Regions from separate parts of the Homo sapiens genome. Here region 2 is linked to region 1. Evidence: read pairs that join two places in POLR2A ChIA-PET (ENCODE). Cell type or tissue: Panc1. All regions are shown on one strand. Each heading gives the region's core, and the rest is flanking DNA. Links, peaks and the distances in the headings are about the cores only.

Region 1 (8,908 bases), core at 1,049-5,048:
GTGGGGAAGGGGGCAGGGATGATGTTCAGCTGTCCAACATTGCTCCCATCCCTAGCTTTGTTCCACTCTGCTCCCCCATGGCTTCTGCTCCCACTGTCCAGCTTGAGCCACTGTGGCCTTTGGAAGACAATGAAAGGAAGGCTGGGCTCCAGTGTTGAGTCTGCTGTGTGGCTTTGGGCAGGTCACATAACCTCTCTGGGTGTTTGTCATTGCTTGTCAGTGGGAACTTCTGGTCCCTGCTTTCCCTCCTCCTTTGTGGAGATGAGGAAAGCATGTGTGAAAAACATTGACATGGGAAAGCAGATGCTCACAGAGGCTGGAACACATGTTATCTGAGGGTTCAGGCCTTGGTCACCTCAGAGGACACTGAAGCACACGGCTGAACGGGTGTTCAGGAGCATCCACCTTATTTTAAAAGGAGGAACCTGAGGCCCAGCCACTAACTGAGAAATCTGGGGTTGGAAGCTGGCCTTCTTTCCACTGCCCCACCTTGTCATTTGATGAAAGTGATGAGGAGCATTTGCTTAGAGGGCATTGTGTGCTGGACAGTGTCTGCGAGCTTGCCATGGACTATGTCCACTAATTTTTATAATACGAGGAGGGGATTAGTGGCGTCCAGGCAGGAGGCCCTTTGGCAATGGTGGGCTGTGTTTACTTAAGTAGCAGTGTTTCCTAGGCCCAGGAAACCTAAGAGAAATCTGAAAAGATGATCTTTCAGGACTTGCTGTCCAGTTGGATAAGAGACAATATAGGGATGCTTTCTGGGACCCCAGGAGCACGCCTGCCTTCTGGGCCCAGTGTGGCTGTGATGGGGCATGAAGTGGGTGCTTCTCCCACACTCTCTTCTCAGCTTGTGCTGGGAGAGGGGGTAGCACAGGGCAAGGTGGCAAAGTCTCCAGTTAGTGCCAGGCACAAAGTTTCCCAGGGGAGGAGGCATTGATACAAAGCAGGGAGAATAAACCCAGGGGCATCACCAACTCCATTTTGAATCCCAGATCCACCATTCACTAGCTGTGCAACTCTGGACACATGACATAACATCTCTAAGCCTCAGTTTCCCTACCTGTAAAACAACCCCTTGCAAGGATTTGCAATAACTCATGGGAAGCGTTGGACACTCAGCGAGTTGGGAGCTACAATGGAGCCATTGAAGCAAGGACATTGAAGCGGGTGTGGTCAGCTCAGTCTGGAAAGGAAACGTGAGCTATGCAGAGGATGGCTGGGAAGGAGCAGGTAGCAGGTATCAGGGCTCTTTCAGTCTCTCTCACACCCTTGTTGAGGGAGCTGGCCACTGCTCAGACTCCTCTTGGCCAGGGGCTCCTGAGGACCCAGGCCGAGCCCAGCTCAGCCAGACAAGCTCTGGCAGAGGCCCCACTTTCTCCTCCAAACAATGTTGTTCTCCCAGCCAAGGGCAGCAAGAGGTGGGCCAGGAAGCTGACAGCACCAGGGAGGCTTCCTGGCTCCCCTGCCCTGCCCAGCCCAGCCCTCCATGTTGGGGTACATCCCCCAGTCTGGTCTGGCTGCCAAAGGTCTGTAAGGCAGAAACAGAGTTACACCACCACCGCCTCTCACGTCCTCAGCCTCCAGCTGGTCAGACTCTCGGGAGGGGCCTGGCAGCTCAGGTGGCTCTGCACCTTCTGTCCTTGAGCTAAGGGACCCCAACGAAGGCAGAACTGAGTCACTCTCCTCTTCTTCAGGCAAAGGCTGGGGGCTGAGGGCTCTGGCCTCGGGTTCCCTCGCTCATCTCAGAGGCTCTGAGACATAGAGCCCCTCTCAACATGGTCCTGTGAGCGTGTGCATGGAGTGTACACGTGGACATGTGTGTATGTGTGTGCATGTGAATGTATGTGTGAGGGCACACATGCATGTGTGTGAATGCGCATGTGTGTGTGTGAATGTGCACACAAGGATGTGGATGTATGCACATGAGTGCATATGGTGCATGTGTGGGCAGGGAATCTGGAGACTGGAGCTTCCAGGGCTGCTGGTGGCTGCAGCAGGCTGAGGGTGATGAGTAAGCTCACCTCCTCTTGCTCTCCTGGCATCCACTGAGTCCCAGAGTTGGGCCATGGGTGCCGTGGCGACCCAATGCATGAGAAAGACCCCATCTCTCCCTCTTGGGGTCACGTTCTGGTGAGGGGAGACAGGAATACACAAATAAACCAACAACACGATGTCAGAGAATAATGCAGGGTGAGAAGAAAATGGAATGGGGGCTGTGGTGGGCATCCTGTCCTTTTCTTCTTCCTCCTCTTCTCTGATTTTGGGAGTGCAGCATGGAATGAAAAGTGAGGTATGAGAGCAAGGGGGTGATGAAACACTTCGGCGTGGTGGGTGAGGGGTCCGGGAAGACCCACATGCTGACGCTTCCTGGCCTTGTCAGCTTGTCCCCCAAGACACTCCCCTGGGATGAAGGACAGGAAGCCCAGGTCTTGCCCCTGAGGTCTGGTGGCCCTCGCTCCTACCAGGCAGAGCTGCCATCCTTGGCTCGTCCGGAAGCCAAAGGCATCCCCACTCTTCCATTTCTGAGTCTGGTAGTTTGCTGCTGGGGAGAAAAATGAAGAAGAAGGAAAAAGGGGAAAATCCCATTTCAATTCTTTGGTCAAAGCACAAGTTTCTCTCCTCCCTTTCTTCCCTTCCTCCCTCCCTCCCTTTTTTTTCTTTTATTTTCTTCCTTTCCCCCAAGAGTAGAAAGAACCAGGGAATATAAACAAAAACGCTCTTAGAACAAATCAGGCCATCTTGTTCCCAAATCCCAGGAAACTCCTAGAAGCTGGGATCTGAGCAAAGGGACAAACGGAGCTGCAAGGCCAGTGGGGGTGGGAACTGGGCTGAGTCAGGGAAGGTCTGTGGGTTCCGCGGAGCCCCCAAAACAGCTGCCTTTTGGGGTCCAGATGTACTACCAGAAGGAAGGTCCAAGAGAGGCCAGAGGGGAGGGCTGAGGCTGCCTGGAGCTCACTGCATTCCTGCCAGGGTGAGTCACTGCCAGGACGCCCTGCTGTGCCGATTTGCAGCAACAGCCTTGGTGTCCCAGGACTCTTGGGCCCCCTCCAGATAGGTTCCTCCAACCCACAAAGAGCTCTCCTTTGCACATCGATGCCCAAAGGACTGTCATAATCACTCAGCCCATTTATGGCTTTGTTTTCTTCCAAAACGTAGCCCCCTGCAAGGAAAAAGCCCCAGCCATATCAATCATTTACTCTTTGATATAAATGAGTCATCCAGCCCTTTTCCAATGGCAGGTTTGAATGAGAAGAAGAAACAGAGCATGAGGACGCTGCATTTCACAGAGCAAGGGACCCCAAGGAAGGCATGGACCTTTCGTGGAGGTTGGGGGTTGCATGAGGGGGAAGATCCAGAAAAGGCAGAGGAGGAGCTGGACACGGCATCCTCAGACTCAGGGTGGGCCAACACCGCCCTGAATGAAACCAAGGCTTTGCAAGACCAACATAAACCAGAGCTCAGCAAGTTTATTTTCTCATGAAGAGCGAATTCTGTGAAAGACAGAGCTAAGTCTTATCAAGCACTGACTAGGTACCAGGTACCTCCCAAGTGCTGTTCCTGCAGTAAAGGAATTCTCACAACCCCCAGAGAGAGAATGGACACTCAGAACCGGTTGGAGCAAGAGGCAGCGCTGGGAGAGGGATCCGCACCTGCCGCTTCTGGAGAGCTTGCTTTCCCACCACACTACGCAGCCTCTGGAACCAGGTTGTTTGCAGCACAGGTGGGCTGATTCCAGGGTCTTATGACCCTGCAAGGCTGGAGGTTGTAAGGCTTAGAGATGGGAAATGACCTGACCAAGATCACACAGCAAAATACCACATGGGCACCCCACAGCCTCACTGCTGCCCAGATTGGTATAGCAAGCATGCCCTTGTCTGAGTCACTAGTGACTTGCTATTGAATGAATGAATGAACCAACAAATGAAGAAATGGGAACAGAGGCTCAGGGAGGTTCCATGTCTGACCCGAGGGCATATGTTTGGGATTCTCAGGGCAAGCCTCCTCAGAACCAGCTGTCCCAGTCCTGCCCAGCCTCTATACAGCACTTGGCTTCTTCTCCTAGCAATTCTCCTATTTTGTCACATTTGAGTTCACAGCCTCCAGAGCGACGTAGGGCCTTGACTTCCTGTTCCTGATGGGCAGGAAAGGTCATGCAGCTCATTAGTGGTGGTGAGGTTGGTGCTGTGTCCCCATCTCTAGCCAATCATACCAAACAGTGGTTGGTCTCTGTGACCCTGTCCCCACCATGCCTGGACTATGAAATCAAAGGGGTTTTCTTGACCCTAAAGGACAGTCAAGCCTGATTCAGGAAGAAGGGCTTGGACATCCACCCGTTTCTCCACGGCGTGCCTCCCCTTTCCAAGCAGCATTTTAGCGTTGTTCACCCAGACCTTCAGACTTCATGGCCAGCTCATTAAGGGATCATGGGTGCAAACAGCCTGTTGACCTCAAGGGAGAAAGTAGAGGGTTTTCCAGGAAAGGGGTGCTGGTGAGAAGATCTCCTCTCGCACTTGTGGCTCAACTTCAGTGAGTTGGATGCCCAGAGGCACTTCCTCTTCAGGGTGTTGGTGCCTCCCTGTTTCCTGAGCTATGGCAGCTCAGAGGGGCAAAGCAAAGGTTTCCAGCCTAGAGAGAGCAATGCTGCACCTTTGCCAGCCGTAGCCCATAGCTGCTTATTCCATCTCACCAAAGTGCAATCAACAAGCACTCACTGGGCACCTACTGCATGTCAGGCACTGTAGTGGGCCCCCCAGGTCCAAAGCTGGGTGAGGAACCAGACTGCCCAGGGTCAGTCTTAGGTTCCCAGCCAGGCTATCAGCATATCATCCTGATGGCAGGGACCACCTTCCATCTCTCCTAGCATCATGCACTGGGGCGGGACTGGCCTCATGGGGGAGGCCAGTATAGAAAGGATGATGGGTTAGATTGCATTTATCTCCATTGTTGAAGGGATTTCTTTCAGACATCTTGAGTTCTTCCAGCCTAAAGCCTGGAGGTTTTTTTGACTGTGGAAGTGCACAGGGAGGGGGGGGGTCTTGGAAGGAGCATGGGATCTTGGAAGGAAGAGACCAGAGAAAGAGCTTTCTCACTAGAGCACAACAGAGAGGTTAGGAGGGCAGGCTGTGGAGTCAGACAGCCTTGTCTGAAACCATGGCTTCTCATCAGGCTGTGTGGCCATAAGTGAGTTACTGAGCCTTGCTGAGTCTTAGTCTCCTCATCTGTAAAATGAGGACAATAAGAATACTTCCCTCATAGAATTGCTGTGAGCCTGAACAGAGCTAATATGTGCAAGGGCTTAGTTCAGTACCTGGCACATATTGAGGGCTGGATAAATAGGAGCTATTATTTTCCCATCGGAATAGAGGAAATATTCCGGCCCCAATGCCATCACTGGATATCAGGCCTGAAGGCACCCTCCAGAGCAGTTATTCCATTATGGCCATTCTACAAAATGGAAGACTGACGCCCAGATATGGGAAGCTGCCTGCCAAAGGTCACATGAGTTGCTAATAAAATGCAACATTAGGGTCAAAATCCCAGTCTGCTGACTCCCCAGTTGGTGCCTTTTTCACTCTCTTTTGCCCAGAGTTGGTAGAGTGGACTCAAAGAACCCCTTAAATCCATATCCCAGGCCCCCCTTCTTCTCCAGCTCCCAGCACAGTGGGGAGATTGGTGGGCTGTGCCCCCTCTTCCCCTGGTAAGAGCCTCAGAAGCTGATTCCACTCTGAGCCAAGGAAGTCTGGAGTGTGCAAAGGTGTCTCTCCAGGCCCTGAAGCCAGGAGTGACATCAGCAAGGCACAAACATCAAGGAGCAGCAGCTCCCTTCCTGGAGCTCTAGTCCCCACCTCTCCCAGCCTACCTCTGGTCCATCCCCATGGCTGTCTGTGCTAGGCTTCTGGGAGATGAAAGGAAGCCAGACATTAATGGTGACAGGTGAGGCAGTCATTGTGCCTCTGGCACCTGAGCACAAGCTTCCCTCCCAAGATGAGACTGCGGAAGCTGGCCTGAAGCCTGGGCTCTGGGCTGGGGGTCCCATCACGGGGCATTTGGCACCCAAGGGAAATGTGGGTACAGACAAAACATCCCTTCTTGCACCTGGAGTCTTGTCTCTGGCCAAACCTTTTTCCTGCTCCTTCTCCCTTGCCACCACCTCATATTTGTCAAAATTCCAGCTTGATGACATGAAACTCACACATATGGCCAAGGAGGAAGCAGAGGGAGACATGGTTATCATCAGCCTGGTCCATAGGAAGTGGAGAGTCAGCTTACTGTCTTGAGGAGCCACTAGCCCTGAGTGCTAGTGTAGGCTCTGCACAAATCCCCCATGTGGCCTAGGACAAGTCAAAGCTCAACTCTGGGATTGTCTCTGCAGCCAAAATTCATTTAGAGGCTCCTCCAGGGCCAATACTCTAGTATTCTTTAATGACGCCTGCCAGGAAGCCTCAACTGATAACCAAATACTAAGCCCTCAACCCACGCTGTGTACCTACTAACTGCTTTACCCTGGTCTTCTGGCAGGATAGGTATATCAGCTAGCTAGTGCCTCAATAATGCTGCATAACAAATGATCCCAAACTCAGTGGCTTAACACAAAAATCAGTTATTCTCAAGGAGGCTGGCTGTGGCTCAACTAATCCAGGCTGGGCTTGGCCAAGGGGCTAGGCCCTAGGCTGCTTCTTGTTGCAGGTCTCTGGGTCAGCTGGGGACGTTCTGCTCCCAGAGACACTGTGTCTCTCATCCTCCCAGGACAAGGAAGTAGCTAGGACATGCTCCTCTCATGGCAGCTATAAAAGCAGAAGAGGAAAGCAGGCACACAGGAAGCTTCCCAAGGAGCCAGTAAATTTTCACTTCTGCCCAGAGTCAAGAAGCAGAGACACAGGCTCCACCATGACGATGCCGTGGCAAGGCCTGGCTGGCGGGGCCAGTGAAGATCGGTGCCGGTCATCCAATCTACTGCATGAAAATGATTCAGCCTCTTTGATATGGAAGTCAGATTTTCCTTTCCTTTTTTATTTCTTTGTTACACTGGAAGAGATGTAATACAAATATGTCCCCTCACTTCCTCATTTGAGTCTTCCAGAGTTGAGTATTAGGCCCTCCTTATCATCAAGCAAAAGAAATGAGTTTTTCAATGTCTGGGAAGGTTGTCAGGTGATAGAAGTGAAGAGAGGGTTTAAAATAGGGAGGGATTTCCCCAGAGTCTAAGATCAGAGGTTGGGGAAAGTTTGGAACCCAATTTTGGGAAGGTTGCCCAAGAAGAGTCAAGTGAGCTGACTTGGCAGGAGGCTTCACTGAGAAATAATGTTTGGGGGTCCAGGAGCCACATGGGCCCTGAGACACACCTGACAACCTAAAAACAGGGAATTCCCATCACTCTGGTGCAGGCCAACAATGATTGACCCATGACTTTGCTTGAGTCCCTTATGAACTGATCATCAGTCCAGAGAGAAACAACCCCCCAGGCCACTGGGCTTTGCTGAGCTGATGGCTGATGAAAATCCCATCACCTACCCCCAAGGTACATAGGAGGACGTCTGCCCCATCACCGGTGGGGTCTAGGATAAGCATACAAATGGGGTCCCACATGCCATATGCTAGAAGTTTTCTCCTCACCATCTGATTCAAGCTGGGAAACATCTGTCTCCAAGGGGCCTCCCAGTCCCCCACCTACAGGGGCAGTCCAAGAAGGCTAAGGCATGGCCCTTGCCTGCTCAGAGTCCTCTACCCAGATGGGAAACCTAGCCTATGTTCAGGAAGCATCAAAAAGCCACATCAGAGGAAATGTCTCCTTAGAGCAACCAAAGACCTTCACAAGGCATAAGTGATCACCAGCATTAATGGAAGCATCGGAATGTGAGGACAGAGAATCGGCGGCGCATGGAGCTCCTTCGGGTTATTTGTTCAACACCTACCTCAGGCCAGGCTCTGTGAGAGCACCCGGAGCCAGTGTTGAATGAGATGTGGTTTCTGCTTCCGAGATACCCACCATCTTAAAAGAGAGCTCCAGGGAGGCTTCATGGGCGGGAAGGGATTTCACCTACATTTGAAAGAACAGGAAAAACTGGGGTAGACAGAGGGGGAGGTGGATGCTTTCCAGGCAGTAGAACGCAATCCCTGGAAGGAGAGAGGGACTTCCTTCCACAGGAAATTTGGCTTGCAAGAGTTCCACAGGAAAGGGTGATGGGTGGTTAAAAGGAGTGCCCTCTAATGGTGACATTTTGATAAGTATGGCAACTAGAGGAGAAGGGCCTATCAGATACCAACCATGCCACCCACATCCACAGTCACCCCCCTGTGTGGTTCTGGTCCCTGCTGATGGTCATGGCCTGGACACATGTTTCAGCAAATTCTCAGGTCCATGTCATGCTCTTTCCACATTTTTTCCTCCTAAAGCCATGGTTTCTGCTTCTGGAAATATAATCCCCCTTCTGAGAGAAGTGCTATGGAAACCTCACCACAAATACACTCCCTTCCCTGATGGTACTAATTGAAGGAAAGGGCTGGTGGAAAAATGATTTTACCGAAACACAGTTTTTATTATTTTTAAGTTAATCCACTTACTCGAGTGAACTAACCACGAGGCACTCCACAGCAATGGTTTGTAGGGGACCTGCTGGAAGAGATTGATTGCGGATTCATTCAGTCATTCAACATTTTACTGGGCAGCCACCAATGGCCAGAGGCTGGGGTACAAGGTTAAGTCAGTCTCAGTGTCTGCCCTTAAGGAGCTCAGTCTGAGAGGGAGATAGACACATTCCCATGAGTATCAAGCAGAGTGGTCACTACAGCAAGAGCCCTGTGCATGGAGTATTACCAGAACACAGAAGAGGAGAACTGAACAAGGTTGGAGGGTGGGGTCACCAGGGAAGGCTTCTAGGAGGAGGAAAATGGGAGCTCATGCTTT
Region 2 (11,000 bases), core at 2,902-6,901, 130 kb after region 1:
CTCCTTTCCTAGCCCTGCATGGACAAGACAACCTTGAAGGAAACTTCAAGACCCCTCATATTCCTTGGAGAAGTCCAGAACATGGCTTCAGTTGCCAACTTCCTGCTTTCTCTCTTTTGCTGAAGGTTTCTCTAAGGCCCCCATTGTCTGAGGCACCGGCCCAGCACCCCCAGGCCAGAAGTTCTTCTGGTTCAGTGGGCTTCACTGCAGCCTGGGAGGCAGGAGGTGGAATGTGCTAGTGTCTCCCAGAGGCTTGATGCATGTGAGGTAGGGGGTCCCATGGAGCAGAAAACTCCCTGACCTCTAGGTAGAGCCCCTCCATAGCTGGCCCATGAGATGCTGGTGGTTGGAGGAATGGATGAAAGATGCCATCTGTTCTTCATCACAGCCCTAGTCCTGCCCACTGGGGGGTGAAGCAGCTGAGACTCTGTGAATAAGACATCTTGAATGTGGTGGGCATGGGAAGACCTGGCCATGGCTGGTAGAGCCCAGCCTTCGGGATTCAGCCCCAATCCCCACCCAGGCAGGTGTCCCTGATTGCCTGTCTTCTGTCTGCCCACTGACCTGTGTGTGTTTGCTTCCCACAGGGTCTGACGGGTCCCCCAGGACAGCCGGTTGGTACCTCATCCATCTATTTCCCAGCAGAGAAGCTTCCGGTGGCTGTGACCTTAGCTTTGGTTTCTAACTCTCTCATCTCCGTCTCTTTGTAGGGACCCCAGGGACAAAAAGGAGAAAAGGTAAGAGCAGTGGAGGTTTCCTAGAGTCTCCATCTCAGGAAATGGCCTCCCAGTTGGTAGAAAGGGGTCAATTATGGTTATTTTCAAACTTCAGTTTTAATTGACAGAACCAGGAAAGCCCCCGAGGTGCCGCATAATAGATTCGGTTGACACCGCTCCAGGGGACATCCTTTTCTTGGAGTGAGGGGTCCTCCTGGAGGCTGGTCCGGGTGACATCCTTTCCAGGGGTCCTCCTGGAGCCTGGCCCTCTTCAGCCTCTTTCTGGGCCCCTCCCAGCTGTCACTCCATGGTGTTCCCTGACACCTCCATGAGCCTCTGGGATTCTGAGAGGCATCAACCTGTAAACCACTGGCCTGGCCTCCTGCCCTCTCTGTCTTGTTGAATTTCTGATAGAGACACTGCTGTGCTTGCCCTTGGGCCGCTGGTACAGGGGCCTGGCGCTCCCAGCTCAGAGAAGGTGGCTTGGGACCCCCATGGTGCCGGCTGCTCCCATCCGGTGGCTCCTGTTCAGGGCTGTCTGGTGGGCCTGCCTAGAGGGTCAACCTTTCGCCAGGCATGGGGCATAACTCCCGACTCTGCCATTATGGCAAGTGGTATAAGGCGAAGCCCCACCCCTAGGCTCCCTGGGGCCACTTCCAGGCAGGCCATGGAAGTTTCTTCCCTGCTGCTAGCCAGGGGCAAGGGAGGGACTTAGTTCTTCTGCCTCAGAGGGCTCAGACCAAAACTAGAGCAGGAGGGCTGGTGAGCGGTGACATGTGTGGCATGTCCTGAAGTGCTGGGGGTGCCCTGAGAAACAGGTACCCCCAACAAGTGCCTAACACCACCTTTCCCTTCCCTCTCCTTCCCAGGGTCAGTGTGGAGAGTACCCACACCGGGTAAGTGAACCCCTAAAATTTAGCAGGGCACTTTGATCCATCCCTGGGGCACAGCGCCCAGCTCAGCCTCATCTCCCTGGGGTCTCCAGTTACTAACAGATCATGGGGGAGCAGGAGCACCCACTGCCCTCTGCACTCAGCAGTCAGAGAGGGGAGCTTGGGATGGTGGTGCGTCTGGTGGGAACAGCTGATGTGTCTCTCCAGCCATGTGCTATATGGAGCCGCTCATCACCCGTGCGTGTCTGTACATCCGCCCCTTTGTACGTACGTCTGACTCGGTATGTTGGAGTCTCCTGCTGTGTGTCTGGAGCTCTGTGGCTGCTCTGCACATGGCCCCCTGTGGCAGCGTGACTTGTGTGAGTCTGTTTGACTCCCCACCCAACAAGCATGTGTGTGCGTGTGTGTGGCGGTAGGGGGGTGGTGTCTGGCAGCCTAGCCGTGGCCAAAACAGTGGGACTTTTCTATTAGTCACTGTATCAGATGATGGTGTTTCACATCCAAACCTCGATGATGGGAGATAATCGGGGACTGACTGCAGCAATTCAAGGATAAAATCTCTCCTTGGCCTCTTTAAAAGCAGAGGAAACCCTTCTCCAAGCAGGGTGGGGATTTCAGGCTGAGATGGTTCCTCTGCCCACCCCCGCCTGCTCCTTCCTTTTCCTTGCTCCACCCCAAGACACAGAACCCAAAAGACTGCTGTTGTCCTGTTAGGAATCTTCAAACTTGTGTCCCAGCAGCAGGGTCGATCTTGGGACAGGGGAGAGCAAGATACGCACAGCTTCCTCCAGTAGGAGCCCCAGTGAGCTGGACCCAGAAAAAAATGCCCCTCATTTTGTGGATTGGCCTCGTTGCTCCCAGACCTGGACAGCAGGGATGGAAGATGAGCATCTTTAGGCATCTCTCCCCGCTGTCATGTGCCCCATGGTGCTCAGCTTCCCTGGCTGCCCACCCCTGCCAGGCAGGTCCGGGTGGTGCGATTTTGGGAGTGGAGACAGACATAAGCCAGGCTCAGTGCCAGCTTGACTCTAGAAGGCTGTCAGGAGGGCAATGCTAGCAGGGCCTAGCCTCTGCCCAGACCCTCAGGAAGCTGGAAGGCAGGCCTGAGGTCTGGGTTCCTGGGCCAGGGAACCACTGTGAGCCTGGTACGTGAGAGGCTGGGATGGGTTTAAGGCTACGGCGGTGCTGGGCCCGGGCTGAGGAAGGCAGGCCAGCAGCAGCACAGTCAGAGCCACAGCCTGTCAGCGGCATGTGCTCCAGGGATGCAGGGGCCCTGCTGTTCCGGCCAGCCTGATCCTGATACAATAATAGAAGGTCAGCTGTGTTTATTTGAAACGATGGGCTCACGGGGTTATTATGTTACCCGAAAGAAAGACAACATCCCCCAGCACAAAAGACAACACAACTGCAGACGCTTTGGTAGTGTGTCTCCCGTTCTTAGTAAGTGCTTGGGGTGGGGTGGGGGCAGGGCTCTCTGCCCCTCAGCCCAACATAAGGAAAGGGAAGAGCACAGTGACAGAAGGCTGCAGAATACCCCTGGCCACAGGGTGCAGTGAAGCCTGACCTCATGACAGTGGCACTCTGGGGAACATGTCAAGCGTGGGGTGGGGGCATAGATTTGGGATTCCAGCTGAGGGGCAGACCAAGTTTATTTAGAAGAGGGTAGAAAATCAGGGGCCTTCTAGAGATCTGTTGGCTTTCCAAGGGGTTGGGTTGGGGTGGCAGGTCTCGGGGCCTGGAAGACACCAAGAAATCCAGGTGGCCCCTCCTCCATTCCAGCCTGTGGCTTCCCCAGGGAGGGAGAGGAGAGGGGTGGGGAGCAGGGGAGCTGGTGTCTGTGGGCTCTCCCCTCACGGTCCCTGTCGCCCTGTCTCTGCCACCTCCATCCCCTCCCAAACTAGGAGTGCCTAAGCAGCATGCCAGCAGCTCTGCGCTCCAGCCAAATAATTGCCCTGAAGGTTTGTAGGTTCTGGAAGGTCTCCGGGCCCCTCTCCACTGAGAGGCTTCCTGAACATACAGCCCAACATTGCACATCCCCAGGCCCCGGCAGTGGGAGCGGGTGGAGCTCTGTGTGCCACTGCTGTCCAAGAAGGCAGCAGCTGTGACCTGGAAAGGCCACACTTGGGCTCCCCATCCCCAGCTGGGCGCATTCGCAGCCCAAGCAGCTCCTGGTTCTTAACACTCATCCCAGGAGTCTCGTGTGATTTAAGCGCTTTCAAAAACAAGCAGCTGATGACAGTATATGCCATCTTTGTTTTCACATGGGCTCTGATGGCCTCCTAAAGCCACGGGTTGCTCAGCTTCAATGGGTAGAGGGACTGGAAGCTGCAACAATTTCCAGAAATGAAAATCACATTAGATAATATGACTGCAAGTTGCCTCCCGCAAAAACGTGGTTGAGCTTTCTGGAGATATCTTTGCCCAGCCTCTATCTTCCAGGCCCCGCAGCCCCAGGGTGAGCCCTCAGCAGCACTTAACATGTGCCCACGCTGGCCTCACCCTCAGCCAGCTCAAACCCCGGGGAACTGGGCTTGGCACTGCCCTTGACCACCCTCCCCAGATGCGCTGACACCAGCCTTTCTTGCTCAACCAAAAAAAGAACCCACCAGCCGCACACCAGCCCAACTTCAAGTACCAATTTCACGGGCCCGGTGGTTCCCTGGCCAGAGCCTCTGAGTTGGCTCCCTTCTGTCCCCCAAGCAGGGATGGGTGGGGCTGGCAGTGCAACGTTGGGCTGTGTGTCCAGCAGCCTCTGCAGCCCAGCATGGCCACGGAGGGCAAGCCTGGCCATGTGGGAGCCACTGTCCCATTCCGGGGGCTGCTGGTCAACATCCCAAACTCTGACCTGGAGGCCGAGGCCGGGTGTGGACTGAGGGCCACAACTCCTCCTAAGGGACGGCTGTGCCATCCAAGGGCAAGCTCCGCTCTGCATCCTCAAGCCGTGAGAGTGCCCTGTCCACTCCTTCCCTCCCACTCCTCATGTGCACGCTAATCTCTCTTCTCTCTTCCTCTGCTCCGGTCCCTCTTGGTTGCCCTGCCCTCCTGGTGACTTTTGGCATCGATCTGAATACCTGTGATCTTTGGCCTTTGCCCTCTGGCCCTCCAACTCATCTTTCTCCTCAGCTGCTGCCTCTCCTCAATTCAGTGCGACTGGCTCCACCCCCGGTCATAAAAAGGCGGACGTTCCAGGTAGACACCTCCCGTTTGTCCAGACCATGTGTGGTTTCCCAAGGGGCCCGGCAAGCCTGCTGGGGCTGCAGACAAAGCCAGAACCTCTCTCTAATTCAGTGAAATTAAATCAGACAAAAATAGGCCCACGTATACCATAGACATGGAAATACACAACACACAGGCCCCAGAAGACCCACAACTACCACCACACAATGATTACTCAAAACAGCCATCAACAAGAGCTGTCAGTGTGTGCCAGGCACCCTGTTACCCATTTCACAGGCCTGGTTATATTTCATTCACCAACAGTTTTATGAATTAGGCATGATCATCCTTATTTCACGATGAGGAAATCGAGGCTCAGAGAGGTTAACCAAGTTGCCAAGGTCACACAGCCAGTACATTGCAGAGTGGGGATTTGTACCCAGTCTCTCTGCCTGTTACTAGCTGTGTCATTTGGGGCAAGTTACTTGACCTGTGTCCCAGCCTTCTCATCTATAAAATAAGGATAATAACAGTGTCTATTTCACAGGGTTGTTGTTGATATGTAAAGCATTTGGAATAGTTCCTGGCACAGTTTAAGAGACATAATTGTTAGCTGTTTTTATTACTATTATCCATATTTTGGAGATAAGGTAACTGAGGCTCAGAGAAGTGAATTGATTTGCCCAAGGTTATACTAACAGTAAGAGGCAGAATTGAAACTGGCCTTGAAGCAGAATTGAAATTGAAGTCAGGTCTTCAGACCTCACATCCAGGGCTCTCTCAGCTGGACCTACCTCCTCTCTACTTAGAAATGCAGACTGCTTAGCATCTGATCCCTCGTAACCTGAGTTTGGGGAGCAAGGGAATTTGTGGAGGGAATGTAGTCCACAACCCACATTGTGAGCAAGTGCTTCCTTCTTCTTCCTGCCTTCCTAACCCAAGGAGGCTTGGATAGGAGCAGATCACAAAGAACAAAGCCATCTGGCCTCTGCTCTTCAGAGATCACAGCTTGATTCCAGGCTGGCTGGCCCATGGCTGCCCCTGTGCTCCTCACCTTTCTCATGCTGCACCAGGTACCCCGCCCAGCACAGGGACGCTAGCAGTGGCAGGGCTCTGAGCTGCTTTCTACAAGCCTGACCGCAGAGCCTCAAGCAACAATCTGGCCTGACTCAGGAGTCAGGAGCCCAAGGGCCTAGATGTTCAGGCACCTGATTGAACAAGGCTGAAAAATCCCTCCAATTAACAGCTAAAAATACAGAGGGACACGTGACTCCAGTGCCACCCAAGCCTGCAGGCCACATATCTCATTACGCCTGGCCAAATCCTCGAGAGCCTCCGTGTGCCCGAGCACTCACCAGAGCATGGCTACTCAGGAGGCCCACTGGCAGCTTAGAGAAGTACCAGGCCCACCCCTGTCACCCACCCCAGGCTGTGCCGGACCCCATTCCAGGAGAGCTGAGTCCACACTCTCAGAATAGCCATTCTCCTGGGCCCCAACAGCGACCTCCCAGCCTTAGGTGTATCAGCTGTTCTTTTTTGAGCCCTCACTGGGTTCCAGACATTGTTGTGAGAATTCTATGCAAATTATCTCATGCATTCCCCACACCAGCCATCTCACTATCCCCCGCTTTACAAAGGAAGAACTCAAGAGGGGTGCAGGATTCCATCCAGGCCACTGCATGTTACTGCCTCCCTTTTCAAGAGCAAGAGGTGGTGAAGCCAGAACTTTCTGTGCTACCCTGACCTGGTTTCCAAAGTAGAGAAAGAAGACGAGGCACCTCTGAGCTACCTGCTGCAGATTCTGCCTCCAGAATCAGGTTTTTTATGCTGTCAGCCACTATGGGACATAAAAATGCTTGTCCATTTCTTATCAATAAACCAATATTGATTTTACAGGCTCTACAAGCCGCTTAAACATTGGGTCTAAGATTCACTGAAAAAGGAAGCTTTATATGAAATATGATGTGCTTAGCAGATGGTGTTGGACGTCATTTCCAAAGAGCAGAAAGTGTAGATGGTGAGCCCTTTTTGCTGGGGGCTTACTTGGAAAGAATAGGGAGAGTCTGCAGTTCCAACTTTGGGTCCTGGCGCCACCCTGAATTCCCATGTGACTTTGATCAGAGAATTCAACTTCTTGGAGCCTCAGTTTTCTCTTCTGTAACATAGGACTTGTGACGTTATGAAGATTCTAGAATTTCACAGCCAGAAAGGAGCTCGGGAGTTTACTTCAGACTAAGCCTCCCCCATCTTGTGAATGTAGAAACCCACAAAAAATATAAACACACAAAGTACAGGATTCTGAGGAGGTTCCGGGACCCAAGCAGCTGAATCAGATTTGATGTGGTTGAAAAGGAGGCTGCACTGGTCCCTTTTTAAGGCCTGAGGCTTAGTGAAGCCTTTCTTGGTTCAGAAGAAACACTGACACCTGAGACTTATCAACAACCAACATGCAGCCGGGTGGGGGACCTGCAGTCAGGGCAGCTGCCACAGTGATTTCAACACCTGCTCCTCTGCCATGGACACCCTGAGCCCTAAAGTGGCTTCTCAGAGGGTGTGGCAGGATAGGACCCAGGCTCCAGAGTGACACTGCTAGATGCCATCTGCCTACAGGTTTTCCAGCCAAAAGATGGTGCAAGCAGGTCTTGCTGAAAGCTTACATTTCTCATTCCCAGGTTGTGCACTCCTATTTATCACCACCACTTCCCTCTAGAGTTTGCAGCAAGCATCATCAGCTGCCTTCCTCGCATGGGGAAGCAGGAGACCCCTCAGGTGTGTCATAGGGGCTTGCTGAGATCCTCTGAGAAAGGTGGGCCGGCCTGGAACTCCAGCCGCCTGCATCCCCCAGCCTCCACCCTAGAGCTCCCACACCTGCCAGGAGGTTCTGCTTCAGCCCATCTGCAGGGATGGGCCCCTCCTCACAAGAGCTAAGCCCAGATTGATCCCAGAGAGGTCATTTAGAAAATAACAAACCAAGGAGCCAGACTTGGTTTAGATCTAAGATGACTTTGTGTTGCCCCAGCCCTGAAATCTGGGTCACGTGCACCAGGCCATCTCCTCCTCCAGGGGGAGCATGATGCCATCGCTACCTCCCTGGGCTCACAGTCCATCCCGTGGACAGGCATGGTGGGAAGGCGGGCTCAGAGCAGCTGGCTGAGGAGACAAGGGAATAATAACAGCCTCCCCACGCAGCATAAAGCACTTCCACACAGCTTCCAAACTCTTTCAATGAAACCAAAGATTGCAGGCTCAATTGCCCTCCCAGGCCAGGCAGATCACCTTAAGTAACAGAAGCAGGCTGTGTGTGAGAAGGGCTAGGAGGGAGAGGACAAAAGCAGCCAGAGAACTCAGGCCCCACTTAACAGGCAGCCACTCCTTGGACGTAGGAATGTGGGCCCAGCTCAGCCAGGGTTCCCAGTGTTTCATCAGAAGCCACCAATTCAAATTTTATATGTAAAGTCTCTTGCTCAGTTGTTTAGTGAGCCAAATAAAATTCCATGGGCTTTGACCTAAGGATCCCATTTGATCCTCTGGGTCAGATAAAGACAGCAAAAAGCTGAGACAGGAAACGAGGGCTATTGTTCCCATTCTATGGCTGAGAGACTGGGGCTTAGGGAGAACTGTGCCTCGCCACACAGGGAGGGTGACAGAGGCAGGCCCAGGCTGAAGATTCAGGCCATCTGGCCAGGCTGGGAGCAGGCCTTTGGTTGGGCCAGGGGCTGTCTCCCACCCACTCCTCTGCCTCTGCCCCCCCGCAGAATGTCTCTCCGCAGCAACTCCTCTTTGGAAGCCCCACCTTCAGGGACCTAACATCTTGGCGTTCTTCTCACTGCCACCAGCCCCTGCATGTCATCACCACTACCACAGCATCATCACCATCATGCCACCGCTTCCTCCCCCCATCACCACTCCTTCCCGGCAGAAATCACAGCAGGCCTTCACTGGGTGCATGGCCTGAGGGTGGGGGACGGTCTGCAGCTCTGGGGGCCTTCCCTCTAACATTCGTTTCCATGAACCTCAGGGCGAACAGAGCCAGGCCAGCATCCAAGGTCCACCAGGGCCCCCAGGCCCCCCTGGACCAAGTGGACCTCTGGGGCACCCAGGACTGCCAGGGCCTATGGGGCCACCTGTAAGTATTCCCTTCCTCTCTCCTTCAAGACTTATCCCAAGAACTCTCTGGAAACCTCCAAACCTTGAATAGGCAGTGGGTCCCCTACAAAAAGCAGAAATGCCTTGGCAGGGCCATTGGATGTGGGTGAACCATGCAAGGGGCTATTCATCCCCATCACACTCACCACCTGTTGCACTCTGGCTCTGAAACACAACCTGGGCCATGTTCCCTGCCTTCCAGGGAGGAGACCGCCAATGGCCTGCCTGCCCCGTTCCCAGCCCCAGCAGAGAGGAATTTGGAAAGAGAATTCCCAAGGGCACCTCTGATGGCTATCCCTGAGCCCCTTAGCAAAACCTGAGTCAGGCAGTGGGTTCTGAAGGAGGTAGTGAGGGGTCATCCAACTACCTGGCACCCCAGTGAACATGCCTTCCAGGGGCGTGTGCAGGTTTCACACTGCTGGGCCACCTGCCAGCTGAGCTGAAGGTCCAGTCAGCCAAGAGCCCTGCGCCAAGCCTGAGGATGCATCAAGCCTGCGGGGCCTGCAGGGTCACTGCCTGGAGGACTCCAGAGAGGCCAACTGGCACCTCTCCAGGCTGGACCACATTCAAGTGACAGGTCAAGCCCAGCGGCCGCCAAGTCACCCATGTTCAAGCCCTGGCTAAGACTCCACTCTTTCCCAGCCCAATTTATACAACAAAGCCCCAGGACAGAATAACTCAGTGGGTACCTGGACTTCAGAGAAAACGGGTCTTCCACCCACCCGTAAGACTAATGTTATTGGAGAGGCAGGTAAAGGGCAAAATGCTTTTTAAATAATGTTTTTCCCATGTGGTAGAAAAACCAAAACAAAACCTGTTTTTCCTTCTTATGACAAAAGCACCATAAATTAATTGTGAAAAGAATGGAACATAGACAAAGAAACATAATGTTTGTGCGCATCTCTGATAGTTTTGCTGGAATAGAGTCCCAGAGGTGGAATCACTGGGCAAGGATGTCCCCAACAATTAGCACCCTGTGTGTACGGCCACATTCTAGATGGCCTGTTTGCATGTCTGGGCCCCTTGGCTGCCCAGCTTTCAATCTCAAAGCTTGTTATAGGGTCTTCCTGGGCCGGGCCACAGCTATGGCCGAACACAGCATCCACCTTGGCTGGGAAGGCCAGCACAATGACCCCTGCAATGCTTGACCCCTGAAATGAATTTTAAATTTTTCCACAATTTCGCCCCAGCACCCCAGAGAGGGGGGTTAGTCTTATTTCCACCAGTTTTTAGATGGGAAAACCTGAAAGGAAGGGAAACTCAGGAAACGGAACCAAACTAAGGCAAGAAAACCAAAAAGTGCTCCAAATTCACTTTTTGCTGACCGCTGCCCTTTCTACCCCACCCCCCTCCTAACACTTGGGGCTCTCATCCACTGAACCCAAGCCAGGTGGTTTTCTTTGTTAGGTTGTTTATAACAACAACGACAACCAAAAAAAGAAAACCAGAGAGCATGTTTCTTAACCCAATTGCAATAGACCAGACTCAGGCATCACGGCTTTCTCCAGCCCACGTTTGCTGTCCACACCTACACCCAAGGCTGCGGTGGAGCCAGCAGCCTTCCCTGGCCTCTCCCTCGGCTCACACCACCTCACTGTGGCCAGCTGCCATGCCCACAGCACCATGGGCAGAAGGAGACAGAGGGCTCCTCCACTGGCAGGCAGGACCAAGGGCAAAACCGAGGCTTTGCTGGGCAAGGCCGGCTTTCTAGGGAGGGGTTCCAATTAGGAGGTGGGTGAATGAGGATCTGGACCAAACCACACTGTCAATTTAGCATGATGCTGCTGACCTACTTTCCATGGGTGAGCACAGCAGAATTGCCCGCGGCCCCCACATGGCTGCAAAGAGGGACATAAGCCTGTTATCCCCACGTGCCCTCAGCAGGTTTCAGATCCCCTTCTAGGATCCACTAGAGCTGTTGGCTATAGCATGCCTATTCTCTTGCCATAGCTATTGGGAGCTGCTCTGCCCCTAGGGTCTACTGTAAGTATGGCTAGCCCCAACCAGCTCTACTCACCTTTTCTTTTTTCTTTTTTTTTTTTTTTTTGCTTCCACAGGGCTTACCTGGGCCTCCTGGACCAAAGGTGAG

The links. Peaks named below come from ENCODE experiments on the same cell type or tissue, not always from the same donor. Only the 100,000 strongest peaks of a DNase experiment are listed, where the experiment ranks them.
Region 2: POLR2A ChIA-PET joins it to region 1 with 5 read pairs; 2 of 35 experiments call an interaction of 5 or more read pairs at or near these places.

What each region holds. Positions count from the first base shown.
Region 1 is chr10:69,766,575-69,775,482 of GRCh38, forward strand. No RefSeq gene overlaps it. Among named protein-coding and RNA genes, the nearest start is that of COL13A1, 31 kb to the right of the region's middle. RefSeq lists enhancers at 932-1,696, 1,697-2,460, 2,461-3,224. In Panc1, for the core only: no CTCF peak of the experiment used is centred there; a DNase peak (open chromatin) is centred at 2,987; H3K4me3 peaks cover 325 bases; H3K27ac peaks cover 908 bases.
Region 2 is chr10:69,893,965-69,904,964 of GRCh38, forward strand. It overlaps COL13A1 (collagen type XIII alpha 1 chain), which reads left to right. Exons shown (of 41, transcript NM_001368882.1): 11 at 588-614; 12 at 711-737; 13 at 1,586-1,612; 14 at 4,733-4,798; 15 at 8,784-8,891; 16 at 10,969-10,995. Among named protein-coding and RNA genes, the nearest start is that of COL13A1, 98 kb to the left of the region's middle. RefSeq lists enhancers at 8,943-9,542, 10,535-11,000. In Panc1, for the core only: no CTCF peak of the experiment used is centred there; no DNase peak of the experiment used is centred there.